2 separate regions of the Homo sapiens genome follow, and region 2 is linked to region 1. A link is a loop called in an ENCODE intact Hi-C map of the cell type or tissue named here. Cell type or tissue: PC-3. All regions are shown on one strand. Each heading gives the region's core, and the rest is flanking DNA. Links, peaks and the distances in the headings are about the cores only.

Evidence for each region. Peaks named below come from ENCODE experiments on the same cell type or tissue, not always from the same donor. Only the 100,000 strongest peaks of a DNase experiment are listed, where the experiment ranks them.
Region 2: a loop joins it to region 1, with 7 times the contacts of the local background. A loop is called at or near these places in 21 of 110 quality-filtered maps.

Annotation. Positions count from the first base shown.
Region 1 is chr1:18,917,560-18,928,021 of GRCh38, reverse strand. IFFO2 (intermediate filament family orphan 2) reads left to right here. Exons shown (of 9, transcript NM_001136265.2): 2 at 6,901-6,961; 3 at 8,249-8,344; 4 at 9,520-9,660. Among named protein-coding and RNA genes, the nearest start is that of ALDH4A1, 20 kb to the right of the region's middle. RefSeq lists enhancers at 183-272, 773-892, 521-1,147, 1,173-1,392, 5,104-5,684. In PC-3, for the core only: a CTCF peak has its summit at 6,330; a DNase peak (open chromatin) is centred at 5,541; H3K4me3 peaks cover 1,025 bases; H3K27ac peaks cover 3,137 bases.
Region 2 is chr1:18,970,091-18,975,090 of GRCh38, reverse strand. It overlaps LOC105376815 (a long non-coding RNA gene), which reads left to right. Exons shown (of 3, transcript XR_947015.2): 3 at 3,802-4,613. Among named protein-coding and RNA genes, the nearest start is that of IFFO2, 16 kb to the right of the region's middle. In PC-3, for the core only: a CTCF peak has its summit at 2,422 (motif pointing right); a DNase peak (open chromatin) is centred at 2,350; H3K27ac peaks cover 300 bases.

The sequences.
Region 1 (10,462 bases), core at 4,040-9,039:
AGCAGTGGTGGCGGGATTTCCACATTGTATTCCCAGCCCTGCCCCACTCCCACTCCCTTATCGGATTTTCTTTCTGCCTTAAATATGAATTGTCTGTGGTATTCGAGGGGGATGGTGTGCAAGGAGGAAGTTGACTCGGTTGTGGTTTTCAGGTTCTCTAGAAGGGCTCAGAAGAAGCAAGTGGAGGCTGTTGGGGGCACGCAGCCCTGACCCCACCGGGGAGCCTGCTCTGGTCTTCCCAATCCATCAGCTTCTGCAAAACTGCATTTGCAGAAAGGGCTCCCCTGGTCTACCACTGTGCCTGCAGCCTCTTCTTCCAGCTCAGATATTATTTTAGAGAAGAACAGCTGATTGGGGCCCCCAGGCTTGGCCCTGGCTCTGCTGTGAGGATGCCTCTGTGCATCTGCAGGTGGGCAAACACAGGAGCTAGGGCAGCGCAGAGCTGAGGGGCATTGGCTGGGCCAAATCTGTGGTTTGAGCAGCCGGGCTCCAGCACAGCTCCCTGGCCACCTGCATCCAGCCCTGCTGCAGTGGGGTGAGCTCCCCGAGGCCAGGGTGGAGCTGAGAAGGTGCCAGCCCTCCACCCGCCGGGAAGGAAGCTGCTCTCTGCCCCCACCTGCCCTCTGCCAGAGGCCAGGCCCACGCTTGGCCCAGAATGAAGTCTTCCACTGAGGGCTCCAGCCCAGCCTCACCTGAGCTCATTTCCCTTCACCTGAGTGAGTCGGCCTAGGCGTGCCGGCCGCTCGCCTTCCCGCAAGGTGTGGGCCATTTCCACACCTCCCTCCCAACTCTGGAGGTGGGAGGCAGCCATGCGCTGTGCCGTTGACGTGGAGCTGCTGAACACCCATGGTCTGCTGGATGCCAGGGTGCTTTTACCCACACCATCCCCTTCCTGTAGTTCTCACAGCCACCTTCGAAAGGGGGTGGCTGGTTTCCCAACTCACAGAGGGGACAACTGAGGCCCAGAGAGGGTAACTGACTTGCTCAAGATCACGCAACTGGGAAGTGATGGGGCAGGATTTGAACCCGTCTCTTGCTGCCCTGGTGTCTTGGGATGCTCACTCCAGGAGCCCCAGGTTCGTCCCTGGAGGGCTTCATTGTTTTGCTGGGCCTGCACCTACTTTCCTCCTGAGCGGGAGCCTCGAGCCTCTTTTTCTGACTGCACAGGAAGTGAAAAATCTGTGAGTCAGCCCCTCTGCTGGTGACTTCAGCTTGGGTTTCCGCCCCTCTGTAGGGCAGGCTTGTCGGTCCCTTTCCTGCGGGTCTGTGTGTCATCTTGAGCTGACGGGAGAGGGGGAGGCACTGGCCCTGAGTGGGGTGGGGGTGGGGACTGGCATAGAATCTGCCCACCCCTTTTCCCCAGAGGCCAGCAGAGACTTCTCGTCCCTCACGTGGTTCCAGTGGTGGCTCCTCAGGAATGCGGAGAGACCACATCTGGCTGGGGTGGTGCTGCCACCTCTCCCTCCTGGCCACCAGCCTCAGAGAGTGCTTGTTCTGCTAAGATGGTGGCCGAGGCCCCTGATCTCAGCTGCTTTGTGCTTTTGTGGAGTCATTTCCTCTCCCTGCACTCTTTGTTCTGACATCCCTGCCTCCCCTCCCTGGCCCAGGGCTGTGGGAAGTGGGAAAGGGAAGGTTTCTCCTTCTCCTGCCTGCTTCCTGCCCTGGCCATCCCTCCCCCTGGCCTGGCCTGGCCTCTCCCAGGAGAGGCTCTGGAGCCGAATGGATGAAGCTGAGTGCAGGGGCTATGCTGGGAATTTGCCTCCTGTGAGCCCCTGGGCTGGGATGTTCAGTCTAAGGATGCTCTGGGGGAAAGGAGTTCTGTCTGGAGGCGAGGGCCATCAGGGCACTGAGGAGTAAGTGCAGCTTTGGATCCATCCATCCATCCATCCATCCATCCATCCATCTATCCATCCAACCAATCCATCCATCCATCCATCCATCCATCCATCCATCCATCCATCCAACCAATCCATCCATCCATCCATCCATCCATCCATCCATCCATCCATCCATCCAACCAATCCATCCATCCATCCATCCATCCATCCATCCATCCATCCAACCAATCCATCCATCCATCCATCCAACCATCCATCCATCCATCCATCCATCCAACCAATCCATCCAATCCATCCATCCATCCATCCATCCATCCATCCATCCAACCAATCCATCCATCCATCCATCCATCCATCCATCCATCCATCCATCCAACCAATCCATCCATCCATCCAACCAATCCATCCATCCATCCATCCATCCAACCAATCCATTCGATAAATGTCTGACTCCTTAGCAAGTGCCCAGCCAGTTTGAGGTGCAGGGAATACAGTAGCAAGCACAGGAATGATCATCATAACCAGCTCTCTGGGCCTGCAGAAGGACTGGACCCCCGACCTGAGACCCGGCTCCTGTGCCTGTTTTCCCACCTAGACCAGGGAACTTGCCTCTTGCTTCCTCTTTGCCCCATCTCTGTGCCTGAGACCTCCCGAGATGAGTGCCAGCCCCCGGTGGCGGTGGGGAAGGTGGAAGTGGCGGTGACCACACAATGGAGCCATCACTGGCCCTGGCGTCACGGGACTGGCTCCTTTGGGCAAGAGCTGTGTGCCGTGGGATCCCACAACCATGCCACTGGGGAAGAGGAGATCCTGGGGCCTCCACTGCTTTAAGCTGTGGGGCAAACAATGGAAGTGGATGTGAGGCTTGGGGAAGAGATGACATTTGAGACAAGCCTGGGAGAATGGCTAGGGTTTCAGGAGGCTGAGGAGGAGAGAGGAAGAGGGGAAATGAGTTACCTGACCTCTGAGCCTCATCTGCAACATGGGGATGATCCCCAGGGGAGGGCTCAGCGGGATTTTATAGAGGGAAGTATGAGTGCCTAATGTGGTGGATACCACCGAGAAGGTAATCAATAAATGTCCCTTCTCTCATCCAGCGCTAGAAAAGAGAAGGATTTGGAAGTTTTATGAGCTGTTGGGTCAGGGTGGGCAGGGGCGGCTCTCAGTGATTCAGGCCGTGTCAGCCGTGGCTGGAGTTGTCCATAGGCCCTGGGTCTTCATTTTCCCACTTGTAAAGTGGGGACAGGGTAGCTTTCCAGCCCAGTGCATGTGCAGTATGATGGAGGGGATCTATGGAAAGGCCCTGCAGAGAGCACTGGGATGTGTTTGTCACCTCATTTTCTGCCAGTGGCAGGCCTGTCAATATTCTGGAGTCTTCAAAAGACCAGAAAGGACCCCTCCCCAGCCAACAGAACAGCTCCTGGACTGCTGAGGGAGACTCGAGGAAAATGGCCTTTGTGCCCCAAAAGTGATCTCTTTATGTTCACTCCAGCCTTCCTTCCCCTTTCAGCCTTAAAGGGCCCGGGCGTAGGATTCTGTCAGACCTGGGTTCGAATCCAGGCGCTGCCACTTCCTAGGCAGTCTTTGGGCAAGTCGTTTGCTCAGCCATGGGCTGGGGCTGGGAGAGGGGATGGTGCAGGCTGAAAGGAAACGATGTCTGCAAACCGCTGATCCAAAGTAGGTGCACCCGCCTCTTGGTGGCAGACAGCGCCTGGCCTGTCCCTTCCTGCTGCCCTCTTTGTTTCTGTTGGTCCCTCTGCCTGAAACACCCTCCCCACTGAAACCTTACTCTTGTGGGCAGACCCAGGGAAGAGGGAGGGTTGTGCTTGGGAAGCTGGTGTTGAAATCTCTGTGCCAGCAACTTGGTTCACCAGTTCTCAGTTAAGCTGAGTGCTCCCTGGCTCTGGGTGGGTGGGCAGGGAATACAGGTGTCTGGAGTGCCGTAAGAAACACATCGCCCACCTGGCCCTTCATGCCAGTCCTCAGAACGATCCAAGGACAGAGCTTTTCTGCATTGTCAACACTGGAGCTGGCGGAGCCAGGTTTTCTCCACCACCGCCGGGAGGGATGTCAGGGCGGGCGACAGGCTCTTCAGTCAAGCCAGCTGCTGTCCACATGCGGGGTCTGTCCTCAACCTCCTGGGAGCAGGCCAGCCGGCTGCCTCCCCCGTCTGGCTTTGGAAATAAAAAGCCCGTGAAATCATTTGTGCAAGCTCATCCTGGGGGTGTGGTATGTGCAGTCAGGAAACACGATTGAGATGTGGGGTTGGGAGGGTGCAGAACTCGGGGCAGGAAGGGAGAGGTGAGGTGGAGGGGCTGGGTTGTGTGGTCTTCAGAGCCTGGCCACTCAGTGCCATCTGTAGCCCAGCATCACTGGGGAGCTGTCTGCCCCAGCCCTCGCCTGCGGAACCAGCTTCTGCATGTTAATAAGATGCCCAGGTGATTGGTATGCACATTCTAGGCTGAGACACGCTGCTTTAGAGACTGGACTAGCTTTGAGTCCCAGCTCCCTGCTTGCTAGCTCTGTGACCTTAGACAAGTTACTTTACCTCTTTGAACCTCAGCTCCCTCATCTGCAAGATGGGCTTAGTTAGAAATTCTTTCCCCAAGAGGGTTAATAATTCACATTCAAGCCAGTGATGTGTGTGTCCAAGGCAGTGAGCCGGGTGTGTGGGGCCCAGAACGTACCCCCCAGTTAATGGTTGCTGGTGCTGTTGCTGTTATTGTGTCTGGAAAGCCAAAGATCTGGGCTCCTGCTGTCACCTTGGGTGGATTTGGGGCAAGTCTCATTCCCTCTCTGGTCCTCGTTTTCTCCGTCTGTACAAGGGTTCTATTGGCCCCTGCCTCGCCTTCCTCATGAGATGGTTGCTCAAAGGAGAAGTGAGGGGTGCTGGGCCTCATTCCCAAGGGCCCCTCTGGGGAATGGGGAGTGTCGGGGAGGTGCCCCTGGGTGCCTGCGTCCAAGGGAGGAGCCATGCCATTCTTTATTTTTTGTGCCCTTCTTTGCTACTCCTGCTCTTGCTGCAAGATGTGTTAGCAGGTTCGCTCTAGACTCCAGGCTGCAGCCAGAGGCTTGCCGGGGCTCGCCCTTGCACCTGCCCTGCTCAGCGGCTTTGGAATTGAGTCGCCTTCCCCGCTCTGAGCCGTGTGGCCAGGAGAGATGATTCAGCTCGGGACCTGTGCTCCAGCCTTTACCCCCCAGAGAAGCCCCAGATGCCCTGTGCTCCTGGGCAGGGATGGGGTGGCCTGGGAACTTTCCCCCCATTGTGATTCCTGTCCCCAACATGGGGCCTGCTCTTCTCGGTGAGAGGTGGCCTGGGACCGGACTCCTAGCCTTGCTCCTGATATACTGGGTGATGTGGGCAAATGGCTTGACCACTCGGCTTCAGTTGCCCCATCTGTACAATGAGGGGAGGTTCAGTGAGATGGTCCTGGCTGGATTAGGCCCTTAGGTTCCCTCCCTGCCCCCTCTTAGCTTTCTCTGTGCCCTCCAGCCCTGGAAGGAATCCCAGCCCCTTGCCCTCCAGGTCCGGGCCCGGGAGCCCACGCAGATCTCAGCCTAACAGCTAATGCTGGGGCTGGGAAAGGCTGGAGAAAAGGGGGAGAGGGAGAGAGTGTGTGTCCTCCAGGAGCCCTGGCTGGGCTGTCTCCTGTGGGAGAGAGGAGGAATTTTCCTCTGTGTGTGCAAACAGTATCCGTTTTCTCTTGTTTCCAAAAGCCGGTGACGTAACCGGCTCTCCACCCCTCCCTCCCCTCTGGCCTATTTTTAGCTGGCCCTGACAGCATCCTAAAAGGGTTCCAGACTGCCCTGCTCCGAGGCCATGTAGGGAGGGTAGCAGTGGGGTGAGGAAGGAAAGAAACTCCTCTGTCTGTCCCAGGATGGACAGACATCCGAGGAGGGAAAGAACCTGCCCCCAGCTTCCTCCAGGGAGGGAGGAACTCTGTTGGAGGAGCTGGGTTAGGGCCTTTAGGCTTTGACAGTTCCTGGGTCTATGAGGAGCTCCGCAAGGGGATTCTGAGCAACCAGTCTGGAGCGTCCCCACCTGGGTTTCAGTCCTAGTTCCACACTATCTCACCCTGGCCTTGGGTTCAGCTTGTGCCTCTGGGCCTTGCTTTCTGCACCTGGGGATAATGACGGTGCCTACGTCATAGGTTGTTACGAGGATTGAATTAACTTCATGTAGAACAGTGCCTGGTACAAAGTAAGTCCCAGTGAAGGTGGTTCTGGAATTGGTAATATCATCCAGTCCCAGGGAACTGCTCCCACCCCTTCCTGCAGTTAAGGGCGGGGGTCCACTGAACCCTCCTTTGCCTTCTCCCCTCCCGCCCGCGTTTCCTATTCAGCTTCGGGCAGTACTCGTGTCAAAGTAGTGGTGTGGAAGCCCTTGGAACAACAGGGCTTGGCACATAGTAAACGCTAAATCAGTGGGAACTGTATTTATTGAGTTTTGTTTCAATGTAATAAAACAGCCCCACCTGCTGACTCGCTGTGTGTCTTTGGGTTAGATGTTTATTTAACCTCTCCGAGCCTCAGTTTCCACTTCTGTAAAATGGAATGATAACACCTACGTAGGAGAGATCTGTGTTGGTTTGGGTAGGCTGTCGGGCATCGCAATGCTTAGCACAATAAAAGTTTGTTTCTTGTGGGTGCAAAGAACAGCCTGAGAGTGGAGCTGGCTGCAGCCTGGCTCCTAAGGACTGGCTTTGCTACTGCATCTTGCAGCAACAACAGGAGCAGCAGTGCTTGCACAGCACTTTACAGTTTGCATGCAGGCAGGGTGGTGGTCCCTCCCACCTCTGTCTTCACGAAGTGCTGGGCTCATACCTTAACGTGGCACTTGTCACCACCACCTGATACTCTGGTTATATGTCAGCCTGGCTGTCCTCTCACACCACCTCCCCTAGGCTGGGAGCTCCCAGAGGGCAGGCAGGGATGGATGCCCCAATGCACCTTCCTTGCCCAGCTCAAGATAGTCCCTGGGTGGGTGTTGGGGTTGTGTCTGAGGGCTGGACTGGCACAGGGAACTCACCTTCTGACCACCTGTTCCTCTTGGCTTTTGCAGGTGGGAGGAGGAGCTCGCCAAGCGCATGAACCTTCAGACCATGGTGGACACGCTGCAGGAGGTAAGAGCCCTCCGATATCCCGACCAGGAGAGGCACGCCAGAGAGCCATGTGGCCAAGGGGCACAGTCTTCATGCGGCAAAGCCAGGAAATTCTTGCACAGCCCCTACTCTGTTACCTCCTACCACCTCAGTCTCTCCTTTATGGAGCCAAGAGATCCCTTCCACTTCCTCTGCTTGGAAGCTAGGAATGGACCAGCACAGTGTTGCACAAGAGCTCTGATGCAGGGGTTGAGAAGCCTGGGTCCAGGTCCCGGGGTGCAAGTCCCAGCTGCTGTATGACCTGGGACCAGCGACCCTTCTCACCCGTCACTGTCTCCCCACCTGAGGCTTGGACTAGGTGGTTTGTAAGCCCCCAAGCAAGAAGGGTGCCCTCGGTTGGGGCTGAAGGCCTTGGAGAGGGCAGGTGGGCACGTCGCAGGTGGGCTCCCAGCCTGAGCAGGCTCTCTGTGGTGGGCATTTGGGAACATTCCCCTTGCTGCTCTAGCTGGAATCTCTGCATTCTGGGCTCTGCAACTCCCCCACCTGCGGTGTAACCTGGGCAGCAAACTTCATCTTCTCAGCCTCTATTTTCCTCTCTGACAAGTGGGAGCAAGAGTAGCAACCCCATGAGAAGGCATGAAAAGTTCTTCCAAAAATGTCTAGAAATTGCGTTCTGATACTGAAAGCATTTGTCGTCTAAGACAGTTAGAGACAGATTAAGATAATTGTCAATGCGTAGAAGGAAAAGGTTGAATATCTCCCTTTCTTTTATAATGAAAGGGCTTTTTTCTTTATAAATTTAACGGGTTCATCGTCAAATATGTGGAAACTATAGAAAAGCCCAAAAATAAAAATTATTTCCAGTTCCTCCTTCCACAGTTGAAAAACTGGCGTGTGACCTTCCGATCTTGTCTGTGTGGACACACACCCACGCTCTTCAGACGCATGTTAGGTCGACACACATGACATTGTCATTTTTGAAAGCAGAGATGGCCCAATACTGGCAGTTTCACACGGATTGATCTCATATTTTTAACGTAATAGGATTGCTTGTTAATTAACCTGCTCTTTTAATACCTTCCATGGATTTTCCCACGTAATAGATAACGCTTTGAAAAGTGTTTTAAGCAGTCAACAGTGTTCAGTGGGAAGTCAGGCTGGGATGAGGTCCTTGGTGCCCCTTCCCTGGCTGCAGGTGCCCAGCTGGGGTGGACATCGGGTGCCTAGGGCTCTGGACTCAGGTGTCCAGACCCTCCTATCCCCAGAGGACCCGGCCCCTCTGAAGCCTCCCCATCTCCGTCCCCGCAGGCAGCACAGGAGGCTGATGCCATCCAGGAGGAGATGAATGAGAAGATCGAGCGGCTCAAGGCCGAGCTGGTGGTGTTTAAGGGGCTTATGAGTGACGTAAGTGCCGCCCGCCGCCCCTGGGTGTCATGACCTCCCCCACACCCATCATGCAAAATGCTTCATTCCCTCCGAGGCTCCGGGGCTCGGCTTCTAGTTAGAATCCTGGCTGGCTGTGTTTGACCATGAGGATGACGGATGCATTGGATGCATCGGAGACCAGGCACCCTCCTCCCGCCCCCTCCCCACTTCTGCTTCCCTCGGTCTGAGTAGAGATGCATTAATCTGCCGCTTAACCTATCCCGCCCTCCCCCGGGCTCCCCTGATGGTCTGTGTGTGTTTGCTCCCACTCCTTCCCAGCTCGCCTTGATGAGGGCAGGCCTCGGTGTCTGGGCGTAGCAGGGCGTCTGGCAGGTTGGGCCAGGTGCCGTCTGGTCTGTGCGGGCCTGAGAGACTCGCAGGCCCAGCGGCCTTTGGCAGGGTTGCTCCATGAGGTCAGGAAAGGCCAGTGCGCGTGTCTTTTTGACAATCTGGGGCCCCTCTAAGTATCTGTGGGTGGGGGGAGCTGTTGGCAGCAAAGGGCTCCTTGCTGCTGGGGACCCAGGTCTCCTCCCCTTCAAACAGTGGGCAGTACAGGGGGAGACCCCACCAGAAGGCAGAAGGGGCCAGAACGTGGGTGACTGAGCCTGGCATGGCTCCTGGTGTGGAGGGACGTGAAGCTGGGTGTGGTTGGTAGAAGCCTCCCAGGACCCTAGTTGGAGGCCACTGGGCTCCCTCTCACTTGTGTCCAAGGGGATCAACCCTGTGGTCCTCAGTGACTCCCACTGCCGGCCTTGGGAGGCATCCAGGAGAGAGAGCTGCCTGTGTGGGGGACAGGTGGGGTGTGCCGGTGGGAAAAGAAGGGCTGTCTTTCTCCAGCGGGAGTTGTCTTTTTTCTTCGCTCTAACAAAGTGAACACGGACCCTGTGTCTGCTGGGAGGATGCCTTCCAGCCCTTAGGGAGAGCAGCACACACGGCGTCACACTGGCCCCTGACTCCCAAGGCCCCAACCCCATCCCACCCTGACCAGTGCCGCCGCAGCCCTCCACTCCACGGAAAAGCCCAAGGCACCCTCGGACTCTGGAGGCCTCCCCGCACCACCCCTGCTGACACCTAGGGGTCTCCCCACCTCTCTGCCAAGCCCCCCAGGCTTGCTCCATCCCTCGCTCATGTAAACCCTGCTGTCCTCCCTGCAGCCCATGACAGACCTGGACACAAAGATCCAAGAAAAGGCCATGAAGGTGGACATGGACATCTGCCGCCGAATCGATATCACGGCCAAGCTGTGCGATGTCGCACAGCAGCGGAACTCAGAAGACGTGTCCAAGATCTTCCAGGTGACTAGGGCTGCCCTGCTCACCAGCCAACCCCCCACTCTCCCAGAGCAGCCCTGGCCTCCACCCCTGCCCGGCCAACCCGTTTGCCTCCACATCCCACTCACTCCCTCCCCTTCCCCGAGAGGTAGCACTACCTGACCCTGTGGCCTCCCCAGGAAAACGTAGAATCAGGCACCCGTGGACTCATAGGCTCGTCTGACTGCTTCATCCTATGGCTGGGGAGACCGAGGCCCAGAGGGTGATGTGCTGTGCTCACGGAAGGAAGTGGCAGAAATCAGTCTCCTGCCCCTCCAGGGCTTGGTTCACCAGCCCACACTGTACCCATTGTCCCGCTTCCTGCCCCTTCCTCTGGGTGCCAGAACTGGGCATCATCCCCACGGTTGGGGAACCCTGGCCAGGTTATGGGGAGAAGTGGGGGAGCTGGCCTGAGCTCTGGTAGAGGGGCCTCAGAGTTCAGAAGAGGAGCTGTTGGCCTTTGACTATTTTTCATTCCACCCCAAAGAGGCTCTCGATACCCCCCCGACCTAACGTGCAAGTGTGGGTGCCCCCGAGAGACGGCGATCAGGTTAGCGCCAGTGAGGCTGTCTTCCAGAGAGGGCTTGGGGGGCCAGTCCAGCCGAATGAGGCACATGTCATTCTCCGAAGGCTGCTTCTTGAGTTTCGGGTTGTGGTTTGGCTTTTGCTTGAGCCCAGGGCAATACGGTGTGTTGTCGCTCTGTGTGTGTGACTTTGACGTCGCTGGGCCAGATCTGGGCCTCCCTGGGGCCCTCTCTCCACCTCCATGCCTTCTTGCTGTCCCTCT
Region 2 (5,000 bases), core at 1-5,000, 51 kb before region 1:
CATCCTCATGGCCACTCTGTGAGACAGGATGCTACTATTCCCATTTTACTGAAGCTCAGAGAGGTGAAGTGCCTTGCCCAAGGTTATACAGCTATTAAGTTGTGAGGTTCACATTTGAACCCAGGGCCGGAGCTCTTCGCTATGGTGTTATACCCGGGCTTTCAGGCCTGTTTTGCAGCTGACCCACCTCCTTTCCATTTAGACGGATGGGGACTCTGGTTTGACTGGGGAGGCTCGGCCTTGCTCTGCCTCCTGCTACCTTGGCCCCCAGCCCAGCTGCGAGGACACCATTCAGGCATGTCTTTGGCTGGGTTTTTTTTTTTTTTTTTTAACAGATTTATGTTTAGCAGGGAAGCCCACTCACAGGAGAGAGGCTGGGGCTGGACCAGGAACAAGGACGCTGCTGTGGCCTTGTTTGAGGTCCCACTGACTCAGGAACAAGGCAAGCCTCTTAGTCTGTTTCCTGGCTCATAAACCAGTGTTTATAGGGTACTCTTCTCTGATTTCCTTCCCTTCCTTCCTCTCTCTCTCTCTTTCTTTCTTTCCTTTCTTTTTATTTTATTTTTTTTTTATTTTTTGAGATGGAGTCTCTCTCTGACGCTCCGGCTGGAGTGCAGTGGCATGATCTTGGCTCACCACCACCTCTGCCTTCCAGGTTGAAGCGATTCTCTTGCCTGAGCCTTCCGAGCAGCTGGGATTACAGGGACCCACTACCATGCCTGGCTATTTTTTTTTGTTGTTGTTGTATTTTTAGTACGACGGGGTTTTACCATATTGGCCAGGCTGGTCTCAAACTTCTGACCTCAAGTGATCCACCTGCCTCGACCTCCCAAAGTGCTAGGATTACAGACGTGAGCCATGGCGTCCGGCCTGTCCTCTGATTTTCAAGGGGCTGGAAGGGACACCGCAGGGGCAGCTCCTGGCATGGCCCTGGGACCCCCGTGAGAAAGCAGACTTGTACTTGGGCAGGCTAGTACAAGTTTGCTTGTGCTCAGTTTGCTTGATTCAGCTGGGAGCAGGGGTAGGGTGGAGGTGAGGAGGAAAAAGATGGGAGGGAACTCACCTTTACTGAGTATCTATCCCATATCTGACACTGCATTAGGCACTGGGGAGTTGTCCCCTTAGGCAAGAGCCAGTCTCCAGTCCCACAGAACCCCTGATCGATCAACTCCAGGGTGTGTGGGAGGGGAAAGAAACTGACAACTGCAAATACAGTGCAGTATAACAGCAAAAATTTATCGAGCACTTACTATGTGCAGGGGTTTCACGGGTGTTATTCAATCCTAACACTGATGCCAGGCACAATCTACTGTCACTGCACCCATTTTACAGATGAAGCAGCTGAGGCAAAGAGAGGCTCAGTCACTTGTCTAAGAACACACAGTTAGAACTAGGAGGAGCCAGACTGGAACCCAGGCTGTTTGGCTCCAGAACTTGCAGTCTAAGCTGCCCGTTCTACGGTCTTATCAATAACAGGAGGCACGGAGGCAGCACGGGGGACAGATCTCCTCTGTTGGGAGTGAGACTGGAGAACACAGTGGTTTCCATACTGATGCCTGATTGAGGCTTTGAAAAATGAATAGGAGTTAGGTATAAAAGAGGCAGGGAGGGTTTTCAGCAGAAGGAACAGCCTGTGTAAAGGTAGAATCCTGAGCTAGCACATTAGGCTGGGGAAGTTGTAACTGGTAGTGATATTACTTGGGGACGGGTTTGGGAGTTACAATTCAGGATCGCTGGAGCATCAAACATAAGCAAGGGAGAGGTGAGGTGAGGCTGGAGACCAGGCTCAAGCCGCAGAGGACCTCTCCTGTCCTGCTAAAGTGTGTGAACTTTGTATAAGACACAGTTCCCTCCCCAGGGGCCTGTCCTGAGCTTGAGGAGACGAGCCACATTATTAGGAAATGATGATGAATCCACGGCTTCCTCCCATAGAGTGAGGGCAGAAGAGGAAGGGCTGCAGTCCCAGCTACTCGAGAGGATGAGGCGGCAGCATCTCTTGAGCCTAGGACTTCAAATCCAGCCTGGACAACATAGAGAGATATCATCTCTTAAAAAATAAAAATAAAAAATAAAAATAAAAAAGAGAGATAGTGGGAAGTGTGTGGGGGACATGCAGAACGGAGCGGGTGTGAGTTGTGGAAAGAAAGCTCAGTAAAGCATATGTTATTTTTAGCCCTGTGTATCCTCCTGCCCCTTTCAAATCTAACTTGATTTCAAATCCCTGCTTGCTGCTGACTAGCTGTGTGACCTTGGGGAAGCCACTGAACCTCGCTGAGCCTTAGTTTCCTCCTCACCTATAAACTGGGTGGAAATAAATGATGACAATCTCCCAGAGTTTCAGTGACGAGTTCACTGGATCTTTGCCATATCACCAAGATCTTTGCCATATTAGCTAACCACCTCCACCAGGAGGTGGCAAACTCTTTCCATAAAGGATTAAATAATAAATATTTTAGACTTTGCAGCCCATTGTCTGTTGCAACTACTCAACTGTGCCATTGTAGCAGGAAAGAAGCCTTACACAAGAAGTAAACTAATGAACCTGGATGTATGCCAATTAAACTTTATTTATGGACCCTGAAATTTGAACTTCATATATTTGTCACTACCACAAAATATTATTATTTTTAGAGACAGGGTCTTGTTGTGTCACCCAAGCTGAAGTGTGTGGTGTGCTCATAACTCACTGTAACCTCAACCTCCTGGGCTCAAGTGATCCTCCCACCTCAGCCTCCCAGGTAGCTGGGACCACAGATGTACTCCACCATGCCCAACTAATTTTTAAATTGTTTGTAGCAATGGTGTCTTGCTATGTTGCCTAGGCTGGTCTTGAACCCCAGGCCTCAAGCTATCCTCCTGCCTCAGCCTTCCAAAATGCTGGGATTACAGGTGTGAGTCACCATGGCTGACTCACACAAAATAGTATTCTTCCTTTGATCTTTGTTCCAGCCATTAAAAAATGTAAAATCCATTTTTTTTTTTTTTGAGGCAGAGTCTCGCTCCATCACCAGACTGGAGTGCAGTGGTGTGATCTCGGCTCACTGCAACCTCTGCCTCCCGGGTTCAAGCAATTCTCCTGCCTCAGCCTCCCAAGTAGCTGGGACTAAAGGTGACCGCCACCACGCCCAGCTAATTTTTGTATTTTTAGTAGAGATGGGGTTCCACCATGTTGAGCAGGATGGTCTCGATCTCTTGACCTGGTGATCTGCCTGCCTTGGCTTCCCAAAGTGCTAGGATTACAGACGTAAGCCACCATGTCTGGCCATAAAATCCATTCTTAGTTTGTGAACGGTGCATAAACAGGCAGTTGGCCAGATTTGACTCGACTCATAGTTTGCAGACCTGTGACCTAAATTATTATATATTTTTTAGATTCACCTTTTACTTACTTAAACAATTCCTTTGAAAAGGAAATTTTCATCATACCAACGTCACTTAACATAGATACAAGATGGCCATGTAACTATGATAGGCAGGGTGCGGTGGCTCATACCTGTAATCCCAGCACTCTGGGAGGCTGATGCAGGCGGATCACCTGAGGTTGGGAGTTTGAGACCAGCCTGGCCAACACAGTGAAACCCCGTCTCTACTAAAAATACAAAAATTAGCCGGGCATGGTGTCACGTGCCTGTAATCCTAGCTACTCAGGAGGCTGAGGCAGGAGAATCGCTTGAACCCGGGAGGCAGAGGTTTCAGTGAGCCAAGATCGCACCATTGCACTCCAGCCTGGGCAACAGAGTGAGACTCCGACTCAAAAAAAAAAATGATTAATGCAAATTTACATTATTAAATTCTCGACAGACCTCTCATCTGAGCCTGGGGCTTGTTCTTTCTTTGTTGAAGAGGAATACAGAGGTGTCAAGGACAGATGAGAACAAGACTGAGACTTTCTACTTGTTGAAATCTGCGAGAAAAAATGGGAAAGGAATGAATGAGAGGTTATCTCTTAATGTAAGTCAATGTTTATTCAATGCTTTGCCTTGTACAGCCTCAAATCATCTTGGGATCCACGGTGGGAGGCAGCACTGATGTGATGTCATCCAGTGCCTAGAGATGAGCCTGGCTCTATTACTGGAGACCGCTGGTGGCTGCATGGTGCCCTGAGTTATAACCAAGATTGCTGAATATCTGGGGAGAAAATTTCTGTCTCTGATCAGCCTCGGGGGCATGAGTCAACCTCTGCTAAGTGTTTTGAGCTTGCCTACTGACAAGTTGATGGCCAATGCAGAGAATTATTATTCTTAAGAAGATTGTAATCACAACTATGATGAATCCAGGTTGATGAGACATTAATGCCTGAAAGCTTTGGAGTATTTTTGAAAAGCATCGCTAAAATAATAATTGAAATCGCAACAAGGGGGAATCAAGAACATAAAAGCTGACTGAGATAACCTCGCAACCCCGCCTGCCTTTTCTAGACACCAGCTTGCTGGGGGGCTTCATGAGGCTTGTGAAGAAGACAGGACAAAAGAGTCAGGCTGTTGGGAATTTTAAGGTCCCAAGTGACATGATGCCTTCTGATGTTCCGGGCCTCAGTGGCCTCATCTGAGAAATGGGAATGATAATAGCATATGTGCATGGACCAGATGAGCTCTTCTGGTCCTGTTCCAATTCTGCCAGCTCTTACTCGATGAGATTCTTAACTCCTGGTACCCAGGTGATTGCAGCATGCCAGGTGCTCTCGTTCTGGGAGGAGTACCTAACTCAGGGGTAGTAAACGCACTGCCTGGGGGCCAGATCTGGTCCTTAGATGTTTTTTATTTGACTTGTATAGTTAAATACTTATAAACAGCTTTTGAGATTTATTACATATGGTAAAGTAATAACACAGACAGAAACAAGTACAATACTTTATTAACTGGCTCAGTGAACTGTCACCTAGCAGACACTGGGGTAACCACCAACCAAGCATGGCTGGCCCCTCAGGATTCACCCTGGGCCTCCTTCAGTCACTTGACACTGTGCTGTACTTTTTTTATTTTTTTTGAGACAGAGTCTTG